Linked DNA regions of Mus musculus: regions 1 and 2 are each linked to region 3. A link is a loop called in an ENCODE intact Hi-C map of the cell type or tissue named here. Cell type or tissue: heart. All regions are shown on one strand. Each heading gives the region's core, and the rest is flanking DNA. Links, peaks and the distances in the headings are about the cores only.

Region 1 (10,564 bases), core at 1,290-9,289, 290 kb before region 3:
CACTAGCAGTCAGCAAGGCAATACCTGCTCTGAGGCCCTGTCCCTTGGCTATGTCACTGCAGCCTGGAGGCCTCATAGCCTCCAGACTACAAACACCAATGATTAGTTTGATAATGGGTAATTACCACAGGAAAATATTTAAAGGGCCTTTCCATTATCATCCTTAATCTAAAATTATCTGCTTCAAGTCTCAAGGCTTTTGTTAAGATGTCTGTTTTCTCTATTAAACTTTTTAAAAATACTTTTTATTTTGCTTGTAAGATAGATGTCCCCCTCTTCTTAGGAGGAGCTACTGGAGCCAATATAGGCAGTACCCTCTGAGGCCAGGCCACACCCCCTTTCTACTCTGGAGGCTGGCCCCCTATCTCCATGGCAACCTCTCCTGCCTCTAGGTTTCCATAGTGATCACCCCAACCAGGTTTTCCATACCCGTTGCCCAGGCAACAGGAGGGGACAGCAGAGCCAGGAGGGAAAGCCCTGTGTCCCCTGACTCCTCTCACCCCATACCAGGAGAAGGAGCAGGGCCGACCGCCAATGGACACAGCTACATCACTGCCAGCATTCAGATGGCTCCCTTCGATGCCAATCCAGGTACCTCCAGACAGAGGCCCACGGGAGGGGCTCACACGGTAGAAGGTCGGTGTCTGCAGGAAGATGACTTGTTAGAGGGAATTCCCTCTTAGGTGCATCCTCTAGCATCTGTGTTCTCACACAGGCAGCTCTGGGGGCACGGGTAACCATTCCCTTGTAGCTGGGCTCAGCCTAGGTATGGGCAACGGGGGCAGTGCCCTATACTAGAGATGAGTCCAGGCCTACTTCTGCAGTATCCTTAACTACTTTCTGGGGGCAGCAGGAAGCAGAGGGCAGTGGGGTGGGGCTTACCACAAAAGTGAAGCGTTTAGGGGACAGCGCTCGGTAGTGGAGGGAGCAGTCCCGCACACACACCTCCACCAGGGCATCATGGGCCCGCAGCGTGCTGGCATCTCCAATCTCGCAGACAATCCTGTGGGTACGGTGGGGCTCAGCACTTCAAAAAAGCTCCCCCGGCCACTGAGGCCCTCACCACCCAGCCTAGTCTGCCTTACTGTTCTGCGCTGATGTACTCGCTCTCCACAGGGCTGCAAAGCACCTTGCCCACGTGCACGCCTAGCCGCACATCCTCAAACCGGAGGCCCAGATTCTCACCGGTGATGGTTAGTCGAGTCCCTCCCTGCCGAGGGCCTGTCTCTGGGGACAGCTGCAGGAAGGCAGAGGCTGGGGCGGACATAGCAAGGTCTACCGTGCAGGGTGGGAGGAGATACTGGGTGGGCTTACAAGGGTGGGGCTGCCTAGGTGTTGGACTGGGTCTCTAGCTCCTACCTTGAGAATCTTGGGGTCTGTGCAGCGGCTGCTGCCATGGTGGGCATGCATCCAGGAGGCTGGTGAGTCAGCTGGGCAGTGGTGACGAAGGGAACAGCGGCGCTCAGCTACGCACCAGCCGCACTCAAAGCGTGGGTCTGCCTTGAGGCAGAGGCCACAACTCTGGCGCAAGGCTGGGCACTTGTAGAGGTGGGCTATGATGGTGGGAAGGTTAGTCAGCATGGACCATCCACCATCCACCCACCCAGGCCACCAGCCCCGCTACTCACCCTGGATGTTCTGGGGGTTGTCAATGACAAAGTTGCCATTCCACACAACCGACAGGTTCACAGGCAGATCGCTGACATCATTCCCCTCATAGGAGTACTGTTGGAAGCAGGCACAGTGGTCATGCTTAGGGTGGTGGTCCACCACCCCGTGCTACATGCAAGGTCATTGGTGCCTGTGGGGGCCCCTCAACATCTCTGAAACTGACTACTGAATGGGCTTGCCTACATGCAAGCTGGACTAGAACACATACAGTTCTTCTGGTCATCTTTCCACACATGGCTTCTTTTCTAGCTCCATGGCCCTGTTCCCTCCTGCCAAGTTCTATCTCCTACAGCCATGAAGAAACCACATCAACTGCCAGTCTCCATGTGTTATCCTCCAAGGCTGTCTCAGACACTACTTTTAAGAGCAGGGCCGTCCTGCCTGAGAGGAGGTGCAGTCAGCTGTCTGGGAGAGTAGGCTAGCTGAGCCCAAGAGCATCAGGAAAGCTCTGTGAACATGAGTCTTTGTCTTCTGAGTTGGCCAGGACTTCTGAGGTGTGTGGTATTTGTGATCCCACGGCCTCAGCATAGGTCAGAAGAGCACTGGTGGTCCTGGGGAGTAAGTGCTGTTCCCACCTCTCCCCAGGCTACCTTGCACTTAGGGTACAGCCCCTCTCAAGGGCTGGGCCTAGGCTTAGTTGCCTCCCACTTTCTGCAGCTGATGACCTCAGCTCTGTACTGTGTTTGGGCCCAGGCCTGCAGCTTGGCATCTCAAAGGGGTGGCCCAGCAATTCATCACTATTTTATCTCGAGGAATTTAATTGGATCCTATCAAATTTCCTGATACCCTTCCTTCCCTTTAAACACTGCTGAAGGAAAGATAAATGGGGGTCTGCAGAGAAGAGGACAACAGAGACAGGGATGGAGAGACACAGGAAGCAGAAGCAAGAAAAAGGGGTGATAAGAGTCAGAGGGGAGGGAGGGTGGGGGGTGCAGGTTATGTGAGGAGCCAGTAAGAGAAGGATGGGAAGTGAAAGAGGTTGAGTACAGCCTTCCCTATTTGGTAGAAAGCTGTCTACTCTGACCCCAACTCCTACCCTGCAGGATATTCCTGTCAGCCAAGGGCTGCTGGAACCAGGGGCGAGGACAACTGAAGTCTTGCCAACAACCCGGTGTATACAACTCTAATAATCTGGGCCTAAGCCTGTTCCAAAAAATTCATTGTCCTCCTGACTATACACTTCCTGGATGGGGAAAATGAGGCCTGCCAGTAGTCAGGAGCCAAAGGAGAGCTCAAGCCTGAGCTCAGGTGTCCCGTGCACATCCTGGAAGGGTTTGTTCTCTAAAGAACTCTCTGCTCTAGGAAAGTCCTCGGTACCAGACTGCTAAACTCAGTGGAAACTTTGGGAACGTCACTGTGAGATAGAAGATTTCCACCATGGGTTTTCCCTACCCACCCAGCAAGGCTACCTGCTGATCTTCAGACGGCCATGGTGTGGGTAGCCTTCCTTTATGGCCAAAGGACACAAAACCAGGCTTTGGTCGCTTTACCTGGCTGTTTCACTTAAGAACCTGATAGTGCAGCCCCACCACCATCCCACTCAGCTACACCACCCATACTCACCCAAGGACTCAGTGTTGGCCAGGAAGCCAACAGAGCCCTCAGATCTTGGCCTTTCTTTGCTAACAAACCAGGTCTGGGACCAAGCGGGCAATGACCCACTCCAAAGTATGGAGCGCCCCACCTGCCCGCCCGACTGCTATTCTCTCACCGAGGAGTTCTGGCACTGCAGGCTGGAGCTGTTGAAGCGCAGTGCAGTGACTCGGGCCGGGCTGCCTGGGATGTGGAAAAGGCACTCGTACCCTCGCTGACCCGACTGTGGCTGCGGCAGGTTCCGTGCAGCCAGGGTGATGGGCTTCACCACACCCACTGGCACATAGATGTGGGTAGAAGGCAGGATCTGTGGGCAGTCCTGAGGACAGCAAAGCACTGGCTGAGCTGGGTCTGATGGCAGCAAGAGGTGCAAGTTCCACTGCAGCCCAGGCTATGGGGACTCACAAAGCCCAGGTTCCCTGTGTCACTCTGAATGTGGGCACCGCAAAGACAGTGGTCTTCAGGTCCTGCTCCAACCAGGATGTGGCTGCACGGGGCTAGCCTTTTACTCTTGCCATATTCTAGGCCCTCACTATTCACTCTCGTGGCCACAGGTACCCCATCTGGCCCATAGCTGCAAAGACTTGAAGCAGGAGCCAAAAACAGGGTGCTGGGGTAGCAGGCTCTCAGCTGGGGGCCCGTGGAGTGTAAAAATAGCCTGGGCCCTGTAGAAAAACAGCAGGGTTCCCCAGGGCCAGGGTTTCAGCAACAATAACTGATGCAACGCCCGGCTTGCTTGCAGCATGGCTGGCAGCAGCCTCAGGAGGAGGCGACCCGTGGGAGCGTGTGGAGCAGCTTTAAATAGGGACGCTGAAAACAGGCCTGATCCCTGGGGACTGGCTTGGCTCCCAAGATGTAGGCCCAGGATCTGCTCTGCAGAGCCCAAAGAGCCTGACCTCTGACCCAGCCTCTCACGGTTTGACCCTAGAAGATCTGGACAGGCGCAGTGGGCAAGACTGTGGGATGGCCCTGTGTTCACTGGCCACCAGCCCCAACTCAGGTGGCAGCCCTGGAGAAGACACTGGTATGCAGGGCCACATCCACATTGCTGTCTTCCATACCATCTGAGGAGCACTTGGAGACTATACCCCAAGACTCAGGCTGTGATGGGACCTAGCTGAGAGAACAGCAACAACTTAGTGTCAGCCTCCCCTAAGCCTCCAACGGCCCCTGTGAGCTGAGCTTACCATCCACCTAGTATAGCATACCAGGCCCAGAGCCCAGCATTGCTCACTGACCCCTGTAATACCCTTGGGTGACTGCAGCAGACTGAGGGCAGACATGGCTGAATGGAGCCTAGCAAATCCTCCTGCCTGCTCCACTAACCCAACACTGTCTTCCCAGCTCAGTCCAGCAGCCACATCCTGGATGGAAGACCTGCTTGGGCCTCCGGTGTAGCTTCCACCTCACCTAGCCTCCTGTATCCTATCCAAGCCCAGCAGCACATCTTCTAATTATAGATTCTAGAACTCATAGGCCAGGCTGAGTGGGACCCTTGGGGCACACAGGGTCAAGCTGAATTAATCCCACCAGACACTTATACCTCAGACCCTGCTAAGAGGAGGTCACAGAGTCTTTGGGGTCTATTGGTTCAGGGATCAGCAGCCCTGAAAGGTCTAACTATTTCCTTGTTTCTCAGCAGCCCAAGGCATGCCTGGGAGACACTGCAAACACTGTGGAGTGGAACCAGTGTCCCTGCCTAAGGGCTCCTGATTATGCCTTCACTCCAGGACCAACCTGGAAGTAGTCAAGACAAGGGGATGTTTTCGGACTCTGGTCAGCTCCTAGTCATCTGACCCACAGCCCTCTCCCTCATGCAGACAAGTCTACTTCCCTAGTGGGAACTCAAGGTCATCCTAGGGCTTAGCGAGGGAGAGAAGCCAAGAGTAAGATCCACCAGACCACTGGGAAGGCCACTCTCCACCCCTACAGCAAGGTCAGAATGTGGAACTACTAGGACATGCCAGGTTCCCGGACTGTCAGCGTGAGCTCTGATGACCAGGTTTCTGTGAGGTTCCTTCTAGGGCCTAGCACCCCATGCCGGCTGCCTATCTCACGACCTGTTCCGCAAGCCCCCGAGTACAGGGTGGCAAGGTGAGCGCTTACAGGTCTTTCTGCATCTTCGAGCCAGTATTCTGGGCACAGAAAAGGATCTTGGGTTAGAACGTCTGAATCTGCATGAGGTCCCCCAGAGCCAGAGGCAGGGAGATGGGGTGTGCTGCCTGCCACTGTATATGCTATGTCTATTGCTATATAACACTGGTGACCTTCCATACAAAGCTGCAACTAAAGAAGAGTATGCACACATGGGATCAACTCGTTCTCCAAAAGTCCCTTCCCTGACGCTAGCCCTGTGCAGACAAACCAGGCTCTATGCTGCCCATCCCACCCAGAATACTATGGCTGCTTGGGTATGAGAACCTGAGTAGGTTACCACTCCAGGGGGAGTCCTCTGTTAATAAAACTTCCTAGAGGCGATGGGCTACTCAGAGCAGGATTAGAGGGACACCAGAGAAGAAACCTGGACTGCCTTGGCTTCAGGAACCACCAACAGGGGTCTCCCCTGCCTTCTACTAGCATACTGCTGTCTCCAGGGCACTGCACAGGCCTCTGGAAGTGGCCTCAGGCCAGCCCTGGCCAGGTCCCAAGGCCCCTGACTTGGCTCCTTACTTCCTACCCTAGATACTGTGATCCAGTTCTCCAACTGCTACCCTCCTAGAAACACCCCCTCACCCCCACTGTGTCCCGGCTCCACCCACTGTCACAGCTCCCCTCACCATTAGGTTCAGGGTCTTGTATTTTACTGCCACCTTGTCTAGTAGACATGAGACCAGGAAGCAGCAGAATGGTGGGAGGGTATAGGAAGGAGGGACAGAGGAGGGCAGCTCATGGGGCCCCACTCACATATGACCTTCTGCCAAGTTTTTCAGATAAGTCCAGTCTGGCTGCAGCTCCCACAGACCCAAGTAACAGAATTCACGGCTTCCCCTTCCCAAACTCAGCATAGTATTCATAATGAAATGAATGGGTCCTGACTTAGGTCCTGCTCCACACCAACATGGACCCTAGGACCCTGTCCCCACTTCCCATCCTGTATGCCCAGGATGTCATAGGTTCCAGGAGAAGTGGCTTTCCACTCATACAGTCAGACACAGCAGCAATTACCATGTGGAGCTTCAGAAACCCCCACAGCACCACTGGTAACTTCCCTCCCTGTCTGGGAAAAGAACTATTATGAAACGTGCTGCTCAGGCTGCCCTGGCACAAGCTATTACAGGGCCTCTGTCTCCTAAGGACTACAAAGGACACCCATGGCCACCAGCAAATGGTCCCAGTTTGGCCTCAGGCTATGACATTCAGGAAGATGTCTCCACCTTAGTCACACCTCATAGTATACAACTGGCACCCTAGGCACCCATGGGTATTGTTGGGTGATACCCTGAGGCTCACTGGTACTTCTGAAGCCTTCAGGCTACTTATCCAGCCTTACCTCAGACATGTTGACTCGGCCTTCCAGAAAGGCGCAGTCAGCCGCATTGTTGGTGCAAACATGGCGGTATTTGCACCAATGGCAGGGGAAGGAGCCGTTGACACATGCCAGGCAGCTGCAGGGAGAAATGAGACAGTTAGGCCTAGGGAGTTTCAGCTTGTGCTTCCACCACGAGGACCTAATGTGCTGCTTCTCCTTGAAGTGTCGTCACCTCAGGGCCTTTGCAATGGCTGCCCCTGGCTGAGAGAAGGTCACCAGACCTGCTGCCTGCTGCCCAGGCCTCATTGAGAATGGTCTTACCTCCTCTGACTCTCTTCCTCTTCAACCCAGTACTAGTCACTACAGTGACCCCTGGTCCCCATGACAGAACCAGACTGTACTTGCAAGTACACCAGAAGCATGTGTCACACGCTCCACTTCAATGGGCTCAGGCTGGTGCACGTGGGGAGTGGCTCCCTTAACTGCTCAGATCTCAGTCCTCCTCCGCCTGTCCTATCCAAACCTGTTCTACTTAGGTAGGAGCTGTTCAGTGTGCATCTCATAATCCTGGGGGCTTGCAAAGAGACAGCCTCATGGCCTCCAGAATACACCTCCCTGCCCTATAGGACAGCCCTACCAGTTCTGGTCACCTTGCTCCTGAAGACAGCTCCAAGAAAACTGTGGAGTGTCTCAATAAATGAAAGCAAGATTGAAAAGCCAGCCAACCCCATGTCCTAGGCCAAGCCTGATATGATTGTCTCTGAAATCCCCACCCTTGCCCTGGTCTTCTAAGGACCCTCTCTTGACCAGTAATGAACCTTAATATGTCCCCAGCTTCCTTATATCTGAAGCTAGGCGCTCACAGCTAAGATGGGAAGAAGCAAACAATGTTGCCCCTGCCCAACTCCCTGTGCCACCCAGAAGCCCCAAGAACCAAGCAGAAGCCAATGCCTAGGTGTCCTACTGTGCAGCAACTATTTCCAGGCCCAGAATCAGCACACACTGAGTTGTCATGTCTGGGTTTCACAATGGCCCAGATCAATGTCTCCCTTGGAGGCCCTGGTCCCACTCTGCTGGCCAGCAGGGCTTCTCATAGGTCATATCTCTCCCACCCAGTTCCTAAAACAGCTCTCCACAGGTGCTGCAATACCAGCCACAGCCTCCTTCCATGATGCCCTCAGGGCCTTGCCCAGATAGCTCTTCAACTGGCAGGCTGCTTTTGTGGGGGTCTCTTATCCTGTCTGCTTGACTGGATGTCAGCTGCAGGAGAGCAGGCCTGCAAAGAAGTGTTTGCAGCAAGACCACAGGGATGCGAGTGCAGCAAGGGCAGGATCTAGGGACACTCACGACTGGTGAACACTGCAGTTATAGAAGACAAAGTCCACAGATGCAAACTTCTTCCCTGTCTCCTTGGACTTGAGGTAGAGCTTCACCACCCGCTGGTCTCCTGCAGAACATGAAGGCTAAGCCATCAGGGCCAGAGACCACAGGACCTGGCACTCACAGAGAAAGCCCAGATATAAACCAACACATCACTCCTCTAGCCTGGGCCCCAGGTAGCTGATGCCCCATCCTTAACTGGCCAGTAAGGAATCAGAACACAGATCCCTCATGAAGGTTGAGCTAAATGGGCTACTTGCCAAGTAAAATGGACCTTAGCAGGCAGAAAGGCATGTGCTCAAACCAGCACCAGGCTTTCCTCCCACGCAGCACAGACATTCCCCAGCTCCACTCTGATCCCTTCTGAAGCTTCGTCTGGCTCCACACACCTCCTGCTTTTGACTCTCCTCCTAACCTGCAACTGCTGAGCAGGAAGAACCCACTCACCCTGACCCTGTGTGATGGGCGCCACTTCCCGGGCAGAAGGTGAGTGGCAATGGATGCGGCCATCTTCCAGGATGCTCTCAGTCTCCGTGAAGTCCTCAAAGGAGCAGTTGACACCAGCTGAGAGGTCAGGCACATTCCAAGCCTGCAGCACGAGCTGGCCATGGCAGAAGGAATGGGTAAGTGCTTACCTGCCCCACTTACCTCCCCCCCCACCCCCAACTGCTCCCTCCCAGCCATCTCCAACAGCCACACTCACCGGCACCTGGGACATGGTGACTGACACATTGCGCGGCTGGACAGTTAACTGCACACACTGCAGCAGGTCAGAGGCAAAACGCTGGGGCTCTTCTGCCCGCTCACAGGCATCCTGCCTAGAGCAGCTGCAGGAAGAACATGCCTAGGTTGGGTTTATAGGTCCAGAGTCTCCAGGGCCACTGGAGAGGGGTCCCTGGGCCGAGGGCATGGATTCCTTTGCCCCCACCTGTTAACACTCCCATCACTTGTCAGTGGGGTCAAATGAGACCTAGGGCAGCTATGACTATCTGAGATACACACAGCAGGCCTCCAGGGGCCACTAGGCCAAATGTCACCCACCTCTTCAAGCCAGACCTCCCAGACTCACATGCTGTGCAGGACACACCAGCCACAGTGGGGGTCCCGAGACCCCAGGCACAGCTCACAGGAAGTATACTGGACACAGCTTTCCACAGGCACCTGCGTCACCTGGGGAAGGATCACAGTGAGAGGCCTAGCTAGACCCATCCATCCCAGGTTCCCAGCCCATCCCGAAGAGCTCAGTGTACTCAAAAGCCAGGCCAAGTGGGTCAATAGGGACAAGAGTTCCAAGGCAGGCAGCTAGCTGGGACCTACAGTTGGGACCACACTTTGTCTCCCACCTGTCTGGACTCCTTTATGGCCTGGACTACTGAGGAATGGAGACTTGTCAGCTTGGTGAAGGAAGGCTGGGGCCAGCCCAGTGGTGCAGAGGAGCAGGCCAACTCTGGGTCTCCCCAGTTCTCAGGACCCACCCCAGAGGCAGAACCAAGAAGGATTGCAGAGGAGAAGCAAGAGCTGATGTTCTGCCTGCTCCCTTCCAACTACTACCTGCCCATCTGCCATAGGGATGCCAGTTTACATAGAAAGGAGGAACAGGCAACAAGCTGGTAAAGCTGGGCACATAAGAATACCTTGAAGACCTAAGCAAGCCAGGCTGGCCAGGTCTCGCCAAGGACAAAGCCACAACCCACTGTAGACAGCCAGAGCCTGAGCCAGAGAAGCCCAGCCCAGCGTCCCAGTTCAATCCTCCAAAGGCACCTGTGCTTGGACAGTGCAGTCACCCAAGTACCAACTTCCAGGGCTAGAGGTCACAGGGAGAGAACGAGGGCCTTCCATGAGGCCCTGGGGAGTCTGAGGCTACATGGATAACATGGAACCCTCATAACCACACCTCTTAGCAGGCCCACTCATCTGTCTGTAGAGTGTCATGTCAGGTATTAGAGCCAACAGGACACCTCCATGGGGGAAAGCAGCCTCTTGACTCCAGGCAAGCCATTCCTCAGGTTCCTTTGACTGGGATCTCTGACTGGGGATCCCACCCCAGTCACCCTAAAAGCTCATGCCAATCAGCCAGCAGCACCCACCTGCTTCTCCGTCATAGCATAGAGGTACTGGCGGTTGGGGCTGAGGACCAGGTCACGCAGGATAGGGTTGCCCTCCTGAGCCACCACACTTTCATAAGCCAGGGCCGGCCTGCCGCTGGGGTTTGCAAGGTCCACCAGAATCTGTAGTAGCAAAGGGTGCTCAATGAGGCAGGTCCACGACACACTATCCTAGACCCACCTTACCCGATGCAAAGGGTCCAAGCCCTCTAACAAGCACCTTTCCACCAAAGAACCAGGCTGATTCAGAATGAGTCAAGGCTGACCCAGTTCACTGTCCCTGACCCAAGTCATCCCAAAGACAGAGATAGGACAAGACATACTGGACAGGTGGGTGTGCCTTGGT
Region 2 (10,564 bases), core at 779-8,778, 76 kb before region 3:
GATAACTTTACCTCCTCTCTCCCCAGTTTGCTAAGTCTCAGCACCTTAGCAACAGCTTTGCCATGAGGGAGTGTCCAGGCAAGCACAGAAGTATACAGTCCTGAGAGCTGAACCATGGCTAGCTTTAGGCATCTTCCCCTAGAGAGGGAGTTCTACTTCTTCTTTGGCGACTCTGTAACACAACGAACCAGAACTCTAATTGCTAGGATGATTTATGGACTGATATGCATATTAAGTCCCTTCCTTTTTCTACCTGTATTCTAGAAACTGTACACAGAACGTTGGGGGTATCAGCACTGCTGTGGACAAAGGAATGTGCTTCTCTTCCACCTGGAACTTACATAGCCACACCACTTTCAAGGCGGTATTCTCCCCCATAAAGGCTAAGCAGCAGAGTCCTTCCTCCCTAACCCTGAGGAATGACAGTCACTATGGCAAGCACCTTGTGAGTAACACCAACTTTCAGTGAGCTGGGAATGTATGTATGCTGTGCCCTTGAGACCACTGTAGTACAAGAGCTTGCAAGACAGGAGGACAAAACCCAGAGCTCTCTTTTCACCCACTACTACCTAAAGGACAGTCATGAAGGCTCTGAGCAACTACTAGGAAGCAACAAAGGCATTAAGGCCAAAACAGGTGGGGGCAGCTGATCAGTGTCTTGGAGTGGCTGCCAAGAAACCGAGAAGAATATGGCTAGGACCAGCTCTCTGAGAAAGACATCCCTACAGAGACCTTCCATATTTACATGAGACCCCACCCTGCTGTGGAGTTGGCAGCAACCAATTCAGGGCAAGCCAGAGCTATGGTAGGCATGCAGGCCAGCTACAGCATGCTCATAGGAATGTCACAGATGATCTTGCCATGTCATCCTCCTGGAGACTCTCCAGAAGGACACAGAAGAATAGGACTCTTGCCACTAGACCCTGGCTTCTTCAGAGAAATGAGCAGCAGTGGCTGTACTGGGAGCCAGCATTAGGATCCTTTAACCTAATGGCTATTCACCACAGTTCAAGTCACCGCTAGGTTAGCTGAGTTCCCTCCATGTCTTCTCCGGGCCTTGAAAAAAAAATCTCCCTTGCTGCCAAAACTGGCAGTCCATCCGCCTACAAGAAAGTCAGAATCTGCTTGTTTTGTGCAAAGACGCCAAGAAAAGGCGCTTGAAGGATGTCACCAGCTCTTAGAGAAGATGGTGCAAGGAACCCTCTGTCTCCTAACCATCTGTCTGAGGACAAAGTCCACAGAGCCACCCTTAATCCCACCCTAATTTGAGGCATTAGGCTATGAGCAGCCTGGACTACACAGCCTGAGAAAACAGTAACCTATGGTTGATAAGGGAATGACCCAGACCATCCCTCCTCAAACCTCAGCATTTCTCACCCTGCCCCCCCATCTAAGCCCAACTGTGCCTCTATTGCTCTGGACTCAAGCCAAGCTGCCACCAGCAACATCCTCGGAAAGAAGCAAACCACAGCAAGAAGAGGGAGCCCATCCTCCAGCCAGTGCATTACAGGGGCTGGAAGATCTCCTTCTCTGATTCTCAGGGGCACCACTTGGTCTCTTGAACTGCAGCAAGCCTAGGGCAGCCACAACAGGAGAGTAGAGTTAGCAAAATCAAAGGCTAGGAGAGAGGTGGAGAGTCTGCCAGAAGAAAAGGCATCTCTGGCTTCCTAACCAGGTTCAGTGTCTCTAGAATCAGCAGTTACAGACCCACTAAAAGGCATTTGGGCAAGAGGACCCTTGCTCTCCATCCCACTGGGTCTTTTGCAGCATTTCAATCGTCCCCACCAACAAGTGGCCCAGGACTGCCACCTAGTGGACTCTGCTCAATAAGCACGACAGAGAGGGGCCAGACCCGAGAGAGGTTGGGGGTGGATGTACAGCAGTGTGACCTCATTCCCAAGATTCAGTGGGATTCTCCCAAGCTGTGCAATAAGCCAAACTTTTGAGAAAACAGTTACCCAGGAGTCAGAGTGAAAAGCAGAAAGAAGTCAGTTTATGAGTCTGTCCTCCTTCCCAACTTTTCCCAAGAGCAGACAGCAGCTTCCCTGCTCACACCTGCCCTATGGCAGTACAGGAAAGGAAATTCATGGAGTAGGCACACCAATTCCAAATGCCCTTCTATGCTGCTCCTTCCAGAGATTTCAGGACATGAACTTCTTAGAAAATACTTTCCATGGCCATAGGAAGTGGCTCACTGTGGACACAAGAGGTGCTCCCGAGAGGAAGATAGGAACCCAGATCGAGTATGTCTGGTAAAGGGTTGCACAGACCTAGTATACGTCAATGTCCGGGGCCCCTCTGCCTCCCTTTGCTTCCTAGCCAGGATGAGATGAGCAACTTAGCTTTGCCATGTCCTTCCACCTGCCTCCTCACTGCCAGAAATATAGCCAGCTATGAGCAGAGAGTTCTGAAACCATGAGCCCAAGCAAGCGGTACCTCCCTTTCAACTGTATCTCTCAAGTATTCGTCACCGTGGCCAGCACAGTTCCTAATGGCTCCTAGAGAACAGAAGCCACACAGAGTTCAGAACAAGATGAATGTGGGAGTCACTGAGGGTGGGGCAGTGAGGAGGCAACAGCAGAGAGTGAGAATTTCCATCTGTCCCCAACAGCCATGCCTCCCTCCTCCACTGTGACAGAGCTTCAGCTTGACGACAGTTAGACACAATTCCTAAACAGCTTATAGCTGAGAGAGGCCACAGGACCGTCCAGCCAACAGGACATGTCTAGAAATGGTGTGCTCAGTTCTGTTCTTGCTTTTAAACTGGCCGTGATCTCACCAGGCCCCCCTCCCCATCAGGGAGAGCTGGAGCAACCACCTGGAAGCCACACATGCTGAGGCTGGAAACCCTACGAGCCCAGACCACCGAGCTATGGAAAAGGGTGCTGGGTCTTTCTACTTGTGTCACTCACTGTGCTGCTGGGCTCCCAGTCAATATCCTGCCTATCTACTCAGTCCTCCAAGACAATCAGTGTCCTGTCTGATCATCACAACTTTCCCTGGGATGGTGGTGAGCCTCCCACTGATCTTGCCTCCTCCACTCTGAGCCCTCCTCCACCTTGATAAAGACCTACCATAAGCTCCCTCCTATCTCCAACCCTGACTGTCCCCTCTGCTTGAGAAATCTTGTGACTTGAGGACTCCCTTGCTTGCCCCTTTTAAGTCACAGCTTTCTCAGCTTATGACCCCAGGCTTGTCAACGAGTTCTCCTCCTCTGACCTTGACTGCAGTGCTGCCGCTCCTCATCCTCAGACCTCTCCCCCTCCTCCCTCAGTCTAAGTCCTACTGACCCTCAGGCTTGGTCCAAGTGTCAGTTTCTCAGAGAAGCCTCTTGCACACCTCAACCTACATTAGGTCCTTATTGCTACTCTCACTAAGCATTGTCCACCTCACTAGCATCTCTCTTAGCTCAGTTTGTAGCTCAAGAGTGTTTGCTTGTTTGATGTCTGCTTTTCCAAGGGGAGTCTAGGCCACAGCAGAGCAGGTTCTATGTCAATAATGCATGTCCAACACACTAAGACAACAAAGCCCAGATAGACAGCTGCAGCAGAGGAAATAACAGAAATCCATGTGAGGACAGTGAAACTCAATGGACAGATTTGTTGGAAAGATCATAGAGACATCTGAGGAGGCATTCATGGAAGTAGAAGCCAAACTGTCTGAGAAGTGAGATCACAGCTTTACCACCGCACCTCCACCACCCTCCGTGATAAAGGGACAGGAAGAGGAGGGAGGAACCTAGAAGGGCTGCTTAGGAAAGGCTATCGTCTTCAGAAAGGGTACTAAGTATAAAGAATGGGGCTCTGGGGAGGAGGAAGCGACTAGGTCCAGGATCCAACCCAGGTCACTTGAAGGCAAGGTACCTCAGAAGCAAAGACTTAGAAGCTAGGAAGGGGCTAGGGAAAGGTGTGTGTGGCTGGTGTGGCAGAGAGTCTTTGCAATGGGATGCCAGGAAAGGTGATCTTTCTAGACTCTCAAGGTCTCTCACAACCCTCAGGAGCTAGGCCCAGGTGTGGAGGAGCATCTAACTGAAACACCCAGGCTGAACAGTCATATGTGGCAGGCCTAGAGGATAAAACAACATGCAGAAGCAGTTCTCAACACAAACTTGTCAGACAGGAGAAATGCTCAAGGTTAGAACCATTGCAGGCCTTGGAGAAAGCCAGAAAGGAAGTTGGTGGGGCAAGAAGGAGAAAGTGAACACAGTTTCTGACTTGAGATGCAGTCCAGAAAAAGACGCCCCTAGAATGTAGGAAGGCTCAGTGATGGATCTGGAAAGAGAATCAGGAATGCTGTTGTAGAGCCCCCCTGCTGTCCTGGCTATCAGGACCCAGGGGTCACTGTTGTTGAGGGTTTGTCATCCTGTTATCTTCTGTCACAGTAAGAATGGGGGGATCTGTCCCACAGATATCAGCAGTCTAGCAGGCCAACTGGCTCCCATGCAGTACACCCAGAACTGTGAGTCCTGGCTCTGGTCAGAAGGGCTGACACATCACCCCAGCACTTGAAGAGAAATAGGAGGTAAGCAAAGGGGAGAAAGCAAAGAGTTTGGAAGACTGAGTGTGCCTGGGAAAGGAAGCAGCCTGCAGGCCCAAAACCACTGTGTATATTTGGGAAGTCGGGGACCTGAGCAGGAACCCTGGGTCAAACAGCTCAGACAGGGTGCAGGCTTTCCTGCCATCCCTGGCCACCTTGTGTGACCACCACAGGGATGCTATACCTGTGAACAGCCAAGGCCCCTGGGCAACGGAGTGTCACCCTGTAACAGTGGATTAAATAAACTTGTGAGGCAGCAAAGCCAGCTCTCCTGAGGGAGGATTAGGGAGGCACTGTGTTGAATGAAGAAAGGCTAAGAAAGGAAAGAAGGAAGCCTGCCACATCCCAGCTGCCGAGTTAACAGTCTTGCTCGTTTCTCATCAAAAACCTCTTCGGCAGAGGTTAAGCACACAATGGCCATAGAGAGCACTGGCCTGGTGTGGCTGCTTGAAATTCCATCCACGCATTGCCGAGTTGTATTTCTATTAATGTCCAGTGTGTGTCAGAGCAGAGATAAGGGCCGACATCATGTCCAACCAGTCAGCTAGAGAATGGGCCCATGTTCAACACTGCCTGACATTGGATGCCTGTGAATGGAGGCCCCATTGCCCGTGTATGCTTTAGCACTGGCTGTCATCACCACAGTGTGGCAGTATCAAAGAGAGCAGCTCAAGGCCAGGTTCAGGCAACCCATTCCACACACCATGAAAGAGGTGCAGACAGGTTAGCTGGGAAGAGGAGTAGGCAGGGCCCAGGAGACCCAGGGGCAGGAATAGGGAGGCAACCCAGCCCTGGATGGTCCTTCCCAAGTGAAAGGACAATATACAGTCACAGAAGCCTGCACTACACCACTAACACTCCCAGGGCATTTCAACCCAAAAGCATTAGATCTTTGTCTCTTGCTATCCTCAACATTGTCCCCCCCCCCTCCCTCAGGTTCCAGCCAAGGGCACCACAGAAGAATGGCAGGGAAGTCCTACTGGGATGTGGCACTGAGAGGAGGGCTGAAGAGGGCAGGGCAATGCAACTGCCAGAGGATGCAGAGGTACCCAGGAAACAGCACCCACAACCTCCTTCCTTAGTCAGCTTCACATGGGTCCATGGCTAACAACTCTCAAGTCCTAGTGTCCAGATGGATGAAACCAAGAGTGTCAAGAACCAAAAGATGAGCCTCCTCTCCAAGTGCTCCAAGATTGAGTTGGGAGCACCAAAGAGAAGTGGATAGTTCTGAGAGAACACAAGGCCATAGGAGAGGGGATGAAATGGGAGGCAAAAATACTCCATTGTCCTAAAGCAGTCGTCATTCTGCCACTGGAGTGCTCTGTGCCTGCCCCTTCCTTGCTATATTAAAACAACATGACCTGCCTAAATTCTCTTGTCCCCTTTTAGTCACCTGCTGGTCTTCTCTGCATTTTTGAGGAGGTTGGGCTCCATGCTAAGAATTCACTGACCACTTCACCTGACAAAGCAGAGCGCAAGGGATGCTTAGAGTCTGGCATTCAGGGCGGAGGCACCCTGGTGACTGCAGGAGAAGTGTGCCACGTGACCAGAAAGAAAGCTGAATCTCAGAGGCAGAACAACAGGCACAGGTCACAACACATGTCACAGCAATAGTACCTTCAGTCTTCAAGTCAGAGTCCAAAGGTCAGCTACTTCTAAGCTGCCACGCTGTAGAAGGTGATTATCACCAGTCACCAGATTATCACTTCTTGAATGACACAACCCCAATGTCTTGGTGTCAGAAAGTCCTATGCCCAGCTAAAATGACTTACTATCCCAACCTTCCTTTCAGCCAGAGATGTTCATGTGTCAGTTCTGCCAGAGACTTCCTGGATCTTTTCAATAGAAAGTAGTAAAGCTTCATTAGGAAATGGGCTTTAGGGCCTTTCTTCTTTCTGAACTAGAAAATGATGTGACAGCCACTCTACATCCAGGAGGAGAGGTACAGTGAGGATCAGAAAGAGACTACACCCCTTCTGACACACTAACCTACCACATCTGCCTGGACTATCTGCTCCTGGGTATCTGAAGCACAAGATCAACATGCCCTACTCTTTAAGCCACTAACAAATGGGCTTCTATGACAGCACAACCTCTCTGTATTTGGTGCACAGGTTAGTATATCAAAACACAAGATGGTGGCATGGTCCAGCCACTGAGTGGACACAACACAGATGAGAATCTAAGATCTTAAGGCTCCTGTTCAATTGGTTGGTAAGATTAGCAACCTTTTTCAATTCTTTGCCTTCCCAGTAGCCAGCAGTGGCATCTACCCAAGGGGCAAACAGTTTGCTTAAGCAATAAGGCAAAGGTGGCATTATGCACAGTCACAGGGACATTCATACCCAGACCTACCAGCCTCTCAGAAGCAGCACAGATGTGAACACAGGCTCTTCCACCAAGCAACGAAAGCATAAACAGCCACGATAACAGGAGCAGCAACATGCAAGGTAAGTGATGCCCACCACAGAAGAGGGCAGAATGGTCACCTGGGTGTGTGTATCTCTCTCTCTCTCTCTCTCTCTCTCTCTCACTCACTCACTTCACACAGGCAAGAGGGTGATCTAGTGCTGAAGCCAGCTGTCCCACAAGCTTGGGCTTATGCATGGCACCAAAAGCTCTGCTCAAAACACAGCCCAGAGTACCAGCTGGGTCTGGCCTTCCACAAGTCAGAATGTTGTGGAAAGTGAAGAAGGGCATTCCCTACCACTCTGACACCCCTATAGTTGGCAGCTAGTAGCTCACTTCCTTGGAAACCCACTGGATATACAGAGGCAGAGGGCTTGACTGCAACTGTCAGCCTGGTTGGTCTTCAAGAAACTGAAGAGAAAATGCTTAAGAGTTGTCTCCAGGTCCCAGCCTCAGCTGTCAGCCTGCTCATTTGTGCCTAGTGCTAACATAAATTTTCATAGACTTGCAATCTGCTAATTAAAAGTAACGACATTGAGAATGGAACCACAATCAGCCACTTGCCTAACAAAGTTCGCACTAATGAGGACTTGCTGCTTCTGTGGGCACACAGTGGAGGGCACTGAGGTGCCCCCAGACAGCTCTATGAGGCCATGCTGAAGGTGTCTAAAACCCTGTGATAGGGGCCAGGCTTGAAGCCCACCCCAAATCCTTACTATTTCATTGGAATACAATGTGCACACTTATGCTACTGAGAAATGGGGCTTCCACTGAATGTGACTCTGAGCAGGCCACAGAGCAACAGCTTTCTTAAACAGGTCCTCAGGATCCCTGCCTCATCCTGGGGAGACTATTGCCCAACTCTGCCTTTCCTCTACAGAACAACTCAGGCCACCTTATCTACACCAACTCCTGTCCTAACACTTACCCTACCCTCACTACCTTGATCTCACACTACACCTCATGGGCCTCTACCAAGGGACCACTAGCTGCCTGGAGGCTGATAGCATGGATGTCATTACCACACCTTGATTCAGGTGAGAAATGAGCTTCCCAGGAGAGAAGCTGAAACTTCCACCTGCAGGCCTATTGGGCCTGCCTAAGGACATACCCAAGTGACCTATATCAGTAAGAGGACCAGCAATAATATCTCATGTGCCCCAAAATAGCTTGCAAAGGGTCCTTTTAGTTCTGGTACTAGCCTCCCACATGGCCTGGGTGGCAGGTGCTGCTCAGGGTCAAGGGATTCACCTGGGATTACCAACATCAATAATTTTCTGACTGCAGCAAATTCCTGATAGTTATTTCCTACAAGGCTAATAAGCTCAGGGTACCTGCACCCCTTCCCTAGAGACAGCTGATTACCTTCCCAAGCTACCATGAGCTAGAGAAAGAGCACTGCCCTGTATTATTTTACAGATGACGTCCAGGCAAAGAAATATACAGAAAAATAGAAAAAGGTGGCTTGTTATTAAAAAGAAAAATACCCAATAGAACTGTTAAGTAGAAACAAGAGTTTTGGACTAAACTCAAGTATGGACCATGCTAAAAAGAAAATGGAGTCATTCAAGCTAAAGTTCCTTGCTGTCAAGCTGAAAGTAAGCTGTTTATCCAACCTTCCCAGAAATAGGATTAGAAAGAGAACAGCGAAGCTTACACACAGACCAATATGAATCAGTCTGACCACAAAACTCCAAATCCTTACACAAAACACAGCACTCTCAAGTGATCTATCTGTCCTGTCTCCCTGTCCTCACCTTAGAAAGAAATGGCTGGCATAGTGCAGCCAGTCTCCTTTTTGAGTCTGTTTCTACTGCCTTCAGAAAATCTTTCTAGTCAGACTGCTCAGACCCCCTCTACAGCCATCAGAATACTAGTCTACTTCATGGAACACATACAGTGTTGCTCAGTTCTAGACTGAAAATAAAGCCAAGTATGCTCTTTCAACCAGTGTTAGAATTTGGTCATCTGACAGAGCCAAATTTAGAAATGACCAAGGTGTAAGAACTATAGCATCTTCTGGATGCCTGTGCTCCAGATGTGCAGAAAAGGGGAGCACAGTATATGTTGGAGGGGGGACGCACAGAAAAGGGTGGCAGTATATTTAATGGAGGAACACTTTTTGCACTATATAAAATGGCAAGAGAAGCAAACTGGAGTGAAAGGGGAGTTGGGGCTGTCCCCACACAGATCACTGCTTTGTCTCCAGAGAGACAATAAATACTCACTGAAAATAAGACCTGGGCTCAGACACCAGCCAACACAAAATCCTCCCACTACAAAACTGAGGCCACCCAACTCCAAGTTTCTTTACAGATAAAAAGACTAAGGCTATAGAGATGGCTTTGTGGTGAAGAACACTCCCTACTCGATTAGGTTCAGAATTTAGATCCCAGCACCCATATCAGGTGGCTCACAAATGCCTGTAACTCTAGATCCAAGAGCTCTGATATCCTTTTATGACCTCTGCAGGTTTCTGTGAGCACACACGCACACACACACAAGTTCTTCATTTTCAATTTCTCCCTCTCTCCCTCTTCCCCTCTCTCCCTCTCTCCCTCTTCCCCTCTCTCCCTCTCTCCCTCTCTTGCTCTTGCTCCCCCCACCACACACACACACACACACACACACACACACACACACACACAAATAAGTTTTTGTTTGTTTGTTTGTTTGTTTAAATCAAAAGATTGAAAAGACTGGAGCCAAGGAACTGGGTACTCAGGGATACTTTTAAGATTAAAAGCCCAGCTGGATGTAGTTCCCAGGCCTGAAATCCTAGTAGTCTGGAGGCTGAAACAGGAGGATTGCTACAACTTTAAGGCCAGCTGGGCTACACAGTAAGTTCCAGAGACCAGGTCTCCAAAAGCAGAAAAACAAAATAAAATCCCCAGAGGTGAGCACTGTGGGTCAGTTTTTCTGCAATACAGTAAAATCCTGCCATGGGGCTCTTTTGATATGGCCTCTGATCCAAGAACAGTCCAGGCGTATTTTAGTGTCCTAAACACTACAAAAGCAAGCAGAGATTGTGTATGGCCTATAAAGCCGGGAGTATTTCCTCTCTGGATCTTAACAGAAAAAACAAAAAACAAGCAGCCTCTGATCTGATTTGATCTAAAGACCAGGCTCAACAACAAAACAAACAAAGATTTAAGGACTTGAAGGACAGAAGAGAGGAATGGCAAGGCTGTTGTCCCAGTTTAACCTTTTATCTGCCATCTGGGTACCAGCAAAATAGACATAGATGGGAATTCAAGATCTCAGGAAGAGGCCTAGTTGTAGACAAGACCACCAAGGTGCTCAGTTAAATGTTATCCCAACTTCAAGACATGAGGCCTGAATTTCCCAAACCCACTTGTCCTGCTTCCTGGCAAATGAAGCTTAAAGTCTACTAAGTTACTGGTTAGCAATCAAATAAACATCTTCTTAGTTGGTTTTCTTTTGAACTTTTTTTTTTTTTTTTTTTTTTTTGTTTTTTTGAGATAGGGTTTCTCTGTGTAGCCCTGGCTGTCCTGGAACCCACGCTGTAGACCAGGCTGGCCTCGAACTCAGAAATCCGCCTGACTGCCTCCTGAGGACTGGGATTAAAGGCATGTGCCACCACGCCCCGCTCTCTTAT
Region 3 (10,564 bases), core at 1,156-9,155:
CTTTTTTAAAAAGAAAAAAAGATTTCTGTGTATGAGTGTTTTGCCTGCATATATGTATGTGTGTATGCGCCTAGCCTGGTACCTGCAAAGACCAGAAGACATAAGATTCCCTAGAACTGGAATTACAGATGGTTGTGAGCCACCATGCGGATGCCAGGAACCAAGAGCAGTCAGTGCTGGTAACCACTGAGCCATCTCTCCAGTGCCTCCATTTTTTTTTTTTTAATGTTCTGTTCTGGCATAATTCCTCAGCAAATTGTCAAGTCACCATCTTGATCCCTGGCTGTATTCGTTCCACTTCTCCATCTGCCTGATAAGCCATTTTCCTAGTTAAGGAATCAAGATTTTTCTATTTGTATTTTTATGAAGTCAGTATCCTTGGGCAGCGTTCTGCAGACATTCGTTATTTGAATTCAAGATTCCTGTTCTTTATATTAGGTCTGATTCCTGAGCAACACGTCCCTGTTGACTGACTCTGGCGGCTGTTCCACAGTGGCACTAGAAAGACTAATGCTCAGATTCTTAAACCAGCTCATAGATTTGCAAACAGATCTGAGCAGCTAGCAGCACCTATAGCTTTGCATGCTGAGCAGAGGTTCCCGCAGGACTGTGTCTAAGCGCTGTAACCCTACCACACTTCTTCCAACCCTCCTCTACTTCCCTGTTCCAGCACTTCTGGACAGGTTGGCTTGGTAAGACTTGGAGGGTGAGTAGATCCTTAGGAATCGAAGCAAAGTGGAGGTATCTTTTCTGGTGGAAGGCAGAGGAAGAGGAGAGAGTCAAGATGTGTCAGAATCTGTAGGATGTGAGACTCAGAGACTCTGGGTTAAGTCAGGAAATGAAATCAGTTGCGCAATGCAGAAGTGGTTGAAAGGGAAAGCAAGGCTGGTAAAGAACTGATAGGGACCATGGTGAGTGTGGTGACTGGCAGAGAGTCATCCCTAGACAGTGTTATTGTGCTAACCTTGCGGAACCATGGGGTCTATGCATCAGTAAGTGGGACTGGACCAGACACAGAAGCCTACTTTTCAGACTTCCCAGTCCTCTTCATTTTGCTTTTGGCAAGAAAAGCCCTGATTGTCCAGCTGTCAGAAGGAAAGGAGGGAGGGGGGAAGAAAAAGAAGAAAGCCTCCAGTCATCTTGTGTTCCAGTGACCTGGTGAGTGCAGGGCTATCAAAACCCCACGGAGCTTATACATGAAGCAACCTCGAGCTCTTCCTCTGCACTCAGCCTCCACATCTCTGGAACTCAGATTTTCAGTCTTGCAGGCTATAAACATCTTGCTCACAAGACCTGAGGAACTCTCCCTCGCTCCTGGCTGCTAAGTTCCCCCGGAGCCCAGAACATCCTTCATTCTAACTTGACAAAAGCGCTGTGCTTTGAGGCCTGTTTTATAGGTTTTCTGTGCTACAGGTTTGCGGTCCGTTACCGTCATCTGTCAGAGTTATAAAGCAGCACTGTGCTCACTTTCCTGTTGGTTGATTTTATTTAGACACTAATTCCTATAGCTGTTTAAAAAGAAGAAAAAGGATGAGAGCAGGCAAGGAACACATTGCAGTCTCTCAGCAAATTCTCCTTACCTGTTCCATACATCACGTCTCAGGACAAGAAGCACAAATAACTCAAGAAATACGCATAAACAACGCCACCGGTCTTTAATAACAGACAATTAGTGGTCTCCTAAGTTGCTCTCAATTTCTGGCTGTCTCTAGATACTGGCTCCTGAGGAAGGCAGTTCCAGGGCCAGTAACTATCACTCTATGTCTTTAGCAGTAGACAGGACTTTGGCCACGGAGGTACTGAATAAATTCTTGTGGGCAGAATGATTCCTGCAAGTAAGAACCAGACCTGAGAGGCCAACGTGCTGAGCCAGGTTGATGGAGCCATTTTTCAGGGGATGGGAGGAGAAGAGAAGGAGGCAGGCTGCAAAGGAACCATGAGTAATCTTGCTTAGGTCTGCAGCCAGCTTTGTCCCTTCGAGGCTGTGTCCCTGAGACAGTCATCTCTATAAAATGAGACAGGTATGCTTCGCTCTGTCACAGCCTGAAAGCTGCTTGGGCAGAAGCAAGAGGGACATAACCTCAAAGACACTGTTGGTCTCTTGGTGTCTTTTTTATTCACTGTGTAAAATTGATACATCTGTGTAGCCATTTACACAAGTCTGTTCACTGGATATGTAATCATTTACATATAATTTCCCAGTCCCAGCCTTAGCCTCTATTACATTCTAGAATCTACTTCAGACCCCAAACTTGAAGCATTTACTCCTTGAAGCAAAATCTCTTGTCTTTTCTGCTACTCAGACTCAGTGAAGGATATTGATTTTTAAAATAAATCTATTGCTTTTTAAAGATATATTTATTGTTTTTGCCTGTGTACCACATGTGTGCAGTGCTAACGGAGGCCCGAAGAAGGTATTGGATCCCTTGGAACTGGAGTTACAGGAGGGGATGAACTACCTAATGTAGGTGCTGGGAACTGAACCCGAGTCCTCTGAAGAACCACAAGCACCCTTAACCTCTGAGCCATCTCTCCAGCCCCTATTTAAAATTTTATTATCTATTTATTATTTTATTCAGTGTTACATGAAGCCATCTTCTCACAAGTATATATGCACTTTGAGCATACCCCCACCCCCTGACTCTCCCCTTCCTCCCTCTCCCATCAGCCCCCTTTCTTCATGTTGACAGTTTCATGTCTATTCTCACATGTGATTTTACGTGTTTGTAGATTTCATGTGTGGAACTCACCAGTGTAGGGAACACTTGATGTTTGTCCTTTTGAGACGGAGTTAATCTGCTTTAAGCGATAGTGTCCAGCTGCATCCACTTTCCTACACTGTTTGGCTGAGGAAAACTCCACTGTGTGTTTACGCCCACATTTTCTGTGTCCACTCCTTTGTTGATGGAGCCTGAGGTCCGTTCCATAGCTCAGCTGTGTGTCATCTGCTCTTTTTCCTGTGGCCTCTCTGTAGGTAGCTCTTCTGTGCAGCTTGGATGGACACACCCACCAATAGTGGCAGCATGCAGACAGAAGAGGGAGCTGAGGCAGAAGCCATGCAAACAGCATCCCTCAGGTTGCTAGGATCACCAGCCTTTCCACTATTGTATTTCATTTGAACTAGGGCAGGGTCTGTGAGCTGGAAAGGGTCCCATATTGTCCCCCAATGCCCTGCAGGTGACACACCTGTAAAGTGACCCTACTCTGCCATGAGCATTTGGTTAGAGCAACACTGTGAGTATCGGTAAAGTGCTGTTAATAGCAACGGTAGGACTTAATCTAAGCACCACTTTTAATGTTTATTTTTTAACATAAGTGAGCTAAGATGTCGTGGGGGTGGGCAGCTGTTAGACCTTTTCCATGTTCTTGGCTTCCTGTAGTGGAGAACTCTGGGCCTGCAGACTCTCCAGACTGCCTCTAAGTCAGTCCCATTGCTTTGAAGTCTCCACAGCTACTGGCTGCTGGAGCTTGGCTCAGAAGGCACTGGCCCCAGCCCACTGCTTCCATAGTTCCAGGAGACCTTTCTGCCATCCCAAGCTCTGGTGATCTCTAACAGGCTGATGGGGAGCACTCCCTAGCAGCTCAGCCGAAGGCATGTGATGGCTGTGCATTGGTCCCTTGCTACTCCCTTTCTGGGCAGTATGAGCAGGTAGTTGATCTCGCTTTTGGAGTCAGCTTGGAGACAGTTTCCTGTCTGGTGTTGAGACCCCCTAAAGGTCTTTTCTTCCTTACTTATGATGTTTATCATTAGCAGACCTGGTTAGGGAGAGCCTATAGAATGAGAAAGTGACCCAAGAGACTTGGGAGCCAGAAGGCCAGGGAGGGAAGGCTGAAGGCAAGAAATCTCAGGCCCCATTCATTGGAAGATCCAAGGGAGCTACCAAGTCTTAAGGGCTGAAGGTCCTGGCATCTTGGTCCAGGAGGTGCGGGGCAGAGGGTTTCACCGCTCAAGGCCCCTAGCAGCAGTGCTTGCTGGTGCCAATCATCAGTGTTGGAAGCTAAGTGTCAAGAACCAGTGCTGGGGGTTAAGGCCCAGGGCCTGTAGCCTACATACCTGGAGCCCCAAGTCTCTACCGCAGCCTGGAGCATCTGGGCCCCTGTTCTCAGGGCTTGAGTTACAGCCTCTGGCTCTGCCAACCCAGCTCCCATGTTTCTGATGCTCAATGGGGGGAGCACCTCACCTGCTCAGATTCCTATCAGAGGAGAGGGACGCCACCAGCTGACCATCAGCACAGTCGTCTGTCTCCTGCCCTTTTCCTGTCTTCTTTCATGGTGTCCCTCTTTAGAGTCTTTCCTCACTCCTATTTCTGCCTTCAAGTTGGCCACTCAACACCAAATTCACAACTTCTTTGAGCCTCAGTTTCCTTGCCTGCTCAATAAGAGTGAGCACAGCAGCTCAGAGAGAAGTAGAGTTTCAATAAGTTCACTCATAAGTGCTAAGTGCTGAGCGCCCTAAAGCCAAGGTGACCACTCCAGGAATATCCTTCCAGCTGTTTACCCAGCAGCAGCATGGGTGGGTCTCAGCAGCCCAGCCAGGACGGCTTTTAAGAGCTGCCTCTTTCATTTCATCCCCCTTGCAGGCTCCAACCTCTGTAGTTCACAGGGCTTGCTTACCTACCCCAGTAACCCATGTCACCCTCCCCACTGTATTCTAGAGGCAGTCAAGACTCAAAGAGGTGGAGTCAAGCGAACTGGAACACAGCTCCCCAGGGAGCTGCTGTGGCTGCCGGCACTGACCACGCCTGGGTGGTGGTTGTTACTGGATTAAAGGCACCTGGCCACTTCCCTGTCGCGTGCTGAAGCCAGCAGGCAGCCAGCCTCACAAGTATCCTTCTAACAGGGGCACCTTGCTATTTTGTCTGCGTCATAAGAAGCTTTGGCGCCACCAAGTGGTTATCTAGAGAACAGTATCTTGGTACTGCAGTTTTGAGATCAACCTGAGGGGTGGCATCTCTGTCTAGCCTACAAATCCTGGTTCCCAAAGCTCATCCCTGCCTGGCTGCTCACTAGAAGTGGAAATGAGCTTTCTGAGGAAGCTTCACAGTGCACTGAATCCACACTATATCCCTCTGTTGATGCTAGGCCCCGTGTCCAGCAATGAGGAAGCAGAGAGAGACCATGGGGGTATGGCAGAGAAGGATCTGTCTGCCAGAAATGCAGAAGTGAAGCCCTGTGGACTTCCAAGTGAGGTCAGCTGAATTATGTAGTGACTTTTAAGTGCCAGGAGCTAATCAAAGTCATCCATGCTGTCTCCTTGCTCTTATTGGCTATGGTTGATACAAATCCTGAATGTCAGGCTTGCAGCCTTTCCTGTCCAGTCCTGTTATTATCAGCAATAATAACATTTGATGTGGCACAGGGATTGAACTCAGAGCCTTGAAGATGCTAAGCAAGCAATCTGCCACTGAGCTACAGCCCAGCCATTAAAAGTCGTTCCCAACACCTGAGTTACCAACCTTTTCTATGAATTCTTGTCTATATGCACGACCCAAGCCAGGCTCCGCAGAAATACCAGGGGTTGTCATAGAACGGGCACACCCCATGCCACTCAGATTCTCTATCTCTGAGCCTGTCTACCCTTTCCTGTTCCAAGCCTCAGATAACCCACATAGCCCTCAGGCTTCTAGGAAAAAACTCAGGCTCAGGATCCAAAGCTGTTTTCTCCCCTGAAGGCTCTTGGTACTTGTACAGATTTGCCATGGCCTTCTTCCTGGCTTTGTTTGTTAAGGACACTGGATAGGCAGGCATTTCCAGACCAAAGACCACAAGCTTCTCTTTGCACCCTTTCTCAAAACAGCAGGGCTGAGATACCCTCATTTATACAACTTAAGGGGACTCCAGCAATAATAAGGCAAATCTGTTCCAAGGTGACTTAAGGTCTCCTTTCATAGACAGGGGAGCAGCTGGCACCATTCTGCGTTTCCGCTTGAGTAGGCACTTCCATTACCCTCTGCACCTCTGTGGCTGGTTTCTGGAAGGATCGACTTCAGCAGGAAAGGAAGGGCAGGGGCTCCTTCTCCCCAGGAGAGTCTCAGTCTGAACGCTCTGACTCCCATGCATCACGGCTGGAGGGTGTCTTCTCCGACAGTGCTCTGCTCCAGTGGGCGATGAACTGGAGTTAGTCTGGAGGCATCTGTTAGCTCAGGGGAGCCTCGCTGGAACCACCCAAAGGCCTCTCTGCATGTGGAACATAACGGCGTAAACAGCGTAAAATGGTCCGTGTACACCTAAGTCCTGCGGGGATAGGAGAGCAGAGCTCTCACGGAGGATGAGGGAGGGACACTTTGTGCTACCTTACAAAGAAAAAAAAAGAAGGAAACAAAAGAAATGTTGTCCATAGCAGAATGAATGCAAAAGTAGCCCCAATTTTGCTGCCCTCCCTATACCTATGTCCCCAAGCACTGTAACCATGTAGCAACTCCCAGGACACTCCATGGCATGTCTCCTACCACTTGGATAGACCTGAGTTGGTCTTGGGACATAGTGTGGGGAACAGAACGTGGCAGAAGTAATAAAGTCAAATAAAATAGAGGCCTCAAAAAACTCTGCATGCTTTCTTTCTCTTGGGTCTCTGGACTGGACTGGTAGGGCAAGAGGACACCTGGATTCAAGAGAGTCACTCCAGCTGTCCTGACTGAGCCTCCAGACACGTTAGAGCCCATCTGAGCACAAACATCCCACATGACTGCTCCACACTGGTGCTGTTGATACACAAGACCGCCACAGATTCTGGCTAAGCAGAAGCACCAGGTACTCAGAAGTGATGCTGCATGGTGGATACCCAATGTCACCAATGCTTGGTGATGCAGCGATGGCTAACCAGCATACCTGTTGTATCCTTCCACTACTGGACTTAAGTTCATCCAGTTGCAAAGCTGGCTCTCTGGTTGTTTCCCTGTCTTCTGGAGCCATCTGCTATCCAGGAGTCTCTGTGGACCTGGAGAGTCAGCACAGGGTGCATTCACCTTGGGAGACCCACTAAATCAAGAAGAGGCAGCTGTGAAAATGGGCAGAGGTTGGGATTCAGCCCCTGTGACTTCTTCTTGACTGTCATCTAAGGGCCTCCATTCATATTTCCCCAGGGGTGGCCTGCAGCTTCTCCCTAGAGGCCATCCTCCAGGAACAGCTCGCTACTGTGCTGATAAGCAGCCTCAACAGACTTCCTGGGAAATGTATGCATGGTCACACTGAGTACTGTTTCTGAGAATGTCTCTGTTTTGCTCTCAACATTGGCTTGCTCTCGGTGTCTATGTTTAGAACTATGGCCGCTCAGGGATTTGGGGGCAGTGCTCTGATTTCTTCTAGCTCGCAGTTAGGGAGTGTGCGCAGTGGAGGGCGTGGCTCTGCCTCTCACACGCTTTAGAAGGTTGTAGGAGGGTTCTGCTCTCCCTGACAGGCTGAGATTTTGTGCTGAAATGACTTGAGTCGTCTTTGCCCCTTGTGGTAGGGCCCCATTTAAGCTGAAGGCCTGGGGCTTGGGGTATAGCTCAGAGTTAGGGAATTTGTTTTACGTGTACAAAGTGATGCATGCTTTTGATTCCAGAACTGTGAGGATAAAGCAGGAAAACCTGAACCCCATTGCAAGCTCTAGACCAAGCTGAACTATATTTAAAAACAAAACAAAACAAAACAAAACAAAACAAAAACCGAGGGGCTGGAGAGAGGAGAGATGGCTCATCAGTTGAGAGTACTTGCTCTTGCAGAGGACCCAGGTTCATAACCATCTTTAACTCTGGCCCCAGGGGATCTGATGCCTTTTTCTGGCTTCTGTCTGTACCAGACATGCAAGTGGTACACAGACATACATACAAGCAAAACACTCGTACATATGAAGTTTTTAAAAACTAGCTTTAAAAAGGCAATTGTTAAAAATGAAGGCCTGCGTATTTTTAATCTCTGCAAACTGTTCTGTCTCTGGGGCTCCCTTAGAGAACTTGGCTCTGGACTGATTGTTCTTCCTTTCTTACTTTCCTGTTTTCTTTCTTTGTGTGTGTGTGTGTGTGTGTGTGTGTGTGTGTGTGTGTGTTTTAACCTTATTATATTAGGGTACATATTAGGCCTGTTTAAATTTTTAAAACTTTATTTTCTGTATATGAGTGTTTTGCCTACATACATGTATGCTTATCATGTGTGTGCCTGGTGCTATCAGAGGCCAGAAGAAGGCATGGGATCCCCTGGGACTCGGACAAGATTGTGAGCCATTAAGTGAGTGCTGGAACCAAACCTGGGACCTCTGCAGGAAACGTACACTTACCTGCTGAGCTATCTTTACAGATCGGAGAAATTTTCTTAGACAAAGACATATATGCATACACACACACACACACACACACACACACACACACACACTAGAAGCATACATTTACTTCTTTCCCAAACATTACAGTATTTACAAAGACATAGAAATGTGCTGAAATGACTTGAATCATCTTTGCCCCTTTGACAGTAGTACTCCAAACTTTTTGGGTTTTATTAATCACTTATTTTTCTTGTTTCCTTACTGTTTTCTAAAGATTGAAGATATAATTCTCATATCTCATGGCTCATGGCTTACAATGTGCAATTAAATAGACTTCCTTATATTCAATGAGTTTTGGACCAATCAAGAAAATCAACTCTCAAGTACCTTTATTATGCATTAAAAATCCCTTGTAACCCACTGCTCGAATCCCCAGCACCCCCACATCACGTGACTCCTCCTTTTGCTGGCCTCTGGCAACCCCCATCTGCATGTGCACAGAGTATTCTTGGCTCTATAGTCTGATTTTAATATATTTCTTTTCAACTAATTAAGAATTACAAGGGATAAGAGGAGATTAATTAGGCCATATCCATCCTAAGAGGCATATACAGAAGAAAAGGACAGTCACTAGGAAGGAAGGGAAGGGAACATGGTTACAGTTTACAGCTTCGGAGTGCCTCAAAGGCCAGGTCCTGCAGGCTCATTCCTCCGCCTATAGTGTTAACGAGGGACAGCAAAACCTTTAGGAGGTGGGACCTGGTGAGAAGAAGTTAAATCATCGGAGACATACACATGGAGGGGATTTTAGGACCCTTGGCCCTTTCCCTTGTCTGTTGGCTTCATTTCATCTTAGATTTTTAAATTCAAATTCTATTTATAGTCTTTAAAATCAGTGTGACCACATTTGAAAAAAAAAAGTATTTACTTTTTGTCATAGCTGTGATCAAATATCCAGCAAAAGCAACATACAGAAGGAAGGAAGGAAGGAAGGAAGGAAGGAAGGAAGGAAGGAAGGGAGGAAGGAAGGAAGGAAGGAAAGGTTCCTTTTGGCTCACAGTTGAGGGTGTAACCCATCACAGCTGGAAGGAGTGGGAGGCAGCTGCTCATATCGTGCTAACAGTCAGGAAAGCAGAAGACATGCAGGCTGGTGCTCAACTCACTGTCTCCATTTTGTTCAGTCCAGGACCATGAAAGAGCAATTCCCACAGTGGAGGTGGGTCATCCCACCCTGGTTAACCTGATCTAGAAGCCTCCTCGTAGACATGCTCAGAGGATTGTCTCCCACTCAACTCTAGGTCCTGTGAGGCTGACGACACTCACCATCAAGGTTATAGTTCTTTGCTTCCTTCTGGTATTTTAAAGGCTCATACGGACAGCTGGACTGATGCTCGCCACACACGGGTGGTGGTTTGCATTTTTCCGGAGTTGGGATGACCCTTGACTCACAGTTGTGCTTGTCCTTGACACTCCTATGCACCGAACGAGTCTGAATGAGAGACACTAGCAAACACGTGCTGTTGCCAGTGGGTGTTTATGTTATCGAAGAAAACAAGCTATCAATGCAACAGGAGAAATGGGGAGGGGGTGTTGTGCACACAAAATGATTGTTAGGAACAAATAAACAGCCATGTGGATTCCTTCAGTAACGTGGAAACCGTGACAAGCAGACAGCTCTGGTAGAAACGGTTCAGCAGATGGTGTTGGCTTTTTGTGTCTAGAACCAACAGAACACCTGAAACAATTGACTTCACAGGGGAGATGTTTATTTTGGCTCATGGTGCCTGAGGTGCTCCATCCTTGTGCCGTGAGACCCGTGGTGAGGTCTCACTGAAGCTGCCTTCTTGTTCTCCCCAAGGTCACCACTGGTGGCAATCGCAGGCCAATGAAGCCTCGACAGGCAGAGGGGGAGCATGAACGGGGGCATGCGTCTTTGGGCAGAGGAACACAGTATATACAAACCACAGCAGAGACTAGGGGTGAGACAGAGAGAACAAGAAGAATGGGGACATCCCTCTCATTCTGTCACCTTCTGTCCTTACTTTCTCCAACCCTGACCCTGTTCAGCCCACAGGGCTACTGTCCTTCTTCTACTTTATGTCATTGCATTAGGTTCCCATTTGTTTTCTGGAGACTGCACAGCAGTCCCAGGCCTTGGTTCTCTGTCGGGCCCTGCTTACTCTGTAGGCACTAAGTCCTCTCTCACTGCCACCCATATTTGCATTCCCCAGTGTGCCCAGCTGTTCTGTCTTTGCTTGGCTTGGGATGGCCTCAGGGTGTCAGCACCAACTCCCATGTAACCTTCTCTGTGAAGCTGCCTCTCTA

The links. Hi-C counts contacts between places; a loop is a spot of excess contacts. Peaks named below come from ENCODE experiments on the same cell type or tissue, not always from the same donor. Only the 100,000 strongest peaks of a DNase experiment are listed, where the experiment ranks them.
Region 1: a loop joins it to region 3, with 2.7 times the contacts of the local background. A loop is called at or near these places in 6 of 42 quality-filtered maps.
Region 2: a loop joins it to region 3, with 5 times the contacts of the local background. A loop is called at or near these places in 14 of 42 quality-filtered maps.

What each region holds. Positions count from the first base shown.
Region 1 is chr6:89,333,769-89,344,332 of GRCm38, forward strand. Plxna1 (plexin A1) reads right to left here. Exons shown (of 32, transcript NM_008881.2): 4 at 10,201-10,341; 5 at 9,183-9,283; 6 at 8,817-8,940; 7 at 8,561-8,714; 8 at 8,081-8,180; 9 at 6,755-6,869; 10 at 3,383-3,583; 11 at 1,629-1,725; 12 at 1,360-1,553; 13 at 1,086-1,237; 14 at 883-1,003; 15 at 508-644. Among named protein-coding and RNA genes, the nearest start is that of Gm40415, 22 kb to the right of the region's middle. In heart, for the core only: a CTCF peak has its summit at 5,815; DNase peaks (open chromatin) are centred at 3,342, 4,043, 5,153 and 5,903; H3K27ac peaks cover 1,569 bases.
Region 2 is chr6:89,551,684-89,562,247 of GRCm38, forward strand. All of the region lies in intron 4 of Chchd6 (coiled-coil-helix-coiled-coil-helix domain containing 6), which reads right to left. Among named protein-coding and RNA genes, the nearest start is that of Chchd6, 39 kb to the right of the region's middle. In heart, for the core only: a CTCF peak has its summit at 5,150; DNase peaks (open chromatin) are centred at 1,808, 4,488 and 5,088; H3K27ac peaks cover 1,624 bases; H3K27me3 peaks cover 307 bases.
Region 3 is chr6:89,627,371-89,637,934 of GRCm38, forward strand. No RefSeq gene overlaps it. Among named protein-coding and RNA genes, the nearest start is that of Txnrd3, 11 kb to the right of the region's middle. In heart, for the core only: CTCF peaks have their summits at 4,898 (motif pointing left) and 5,108; DNase peaks (open chromatin) are centred at 4,791 and 7,141; H3K27me3 peaks cover 1,399 bases.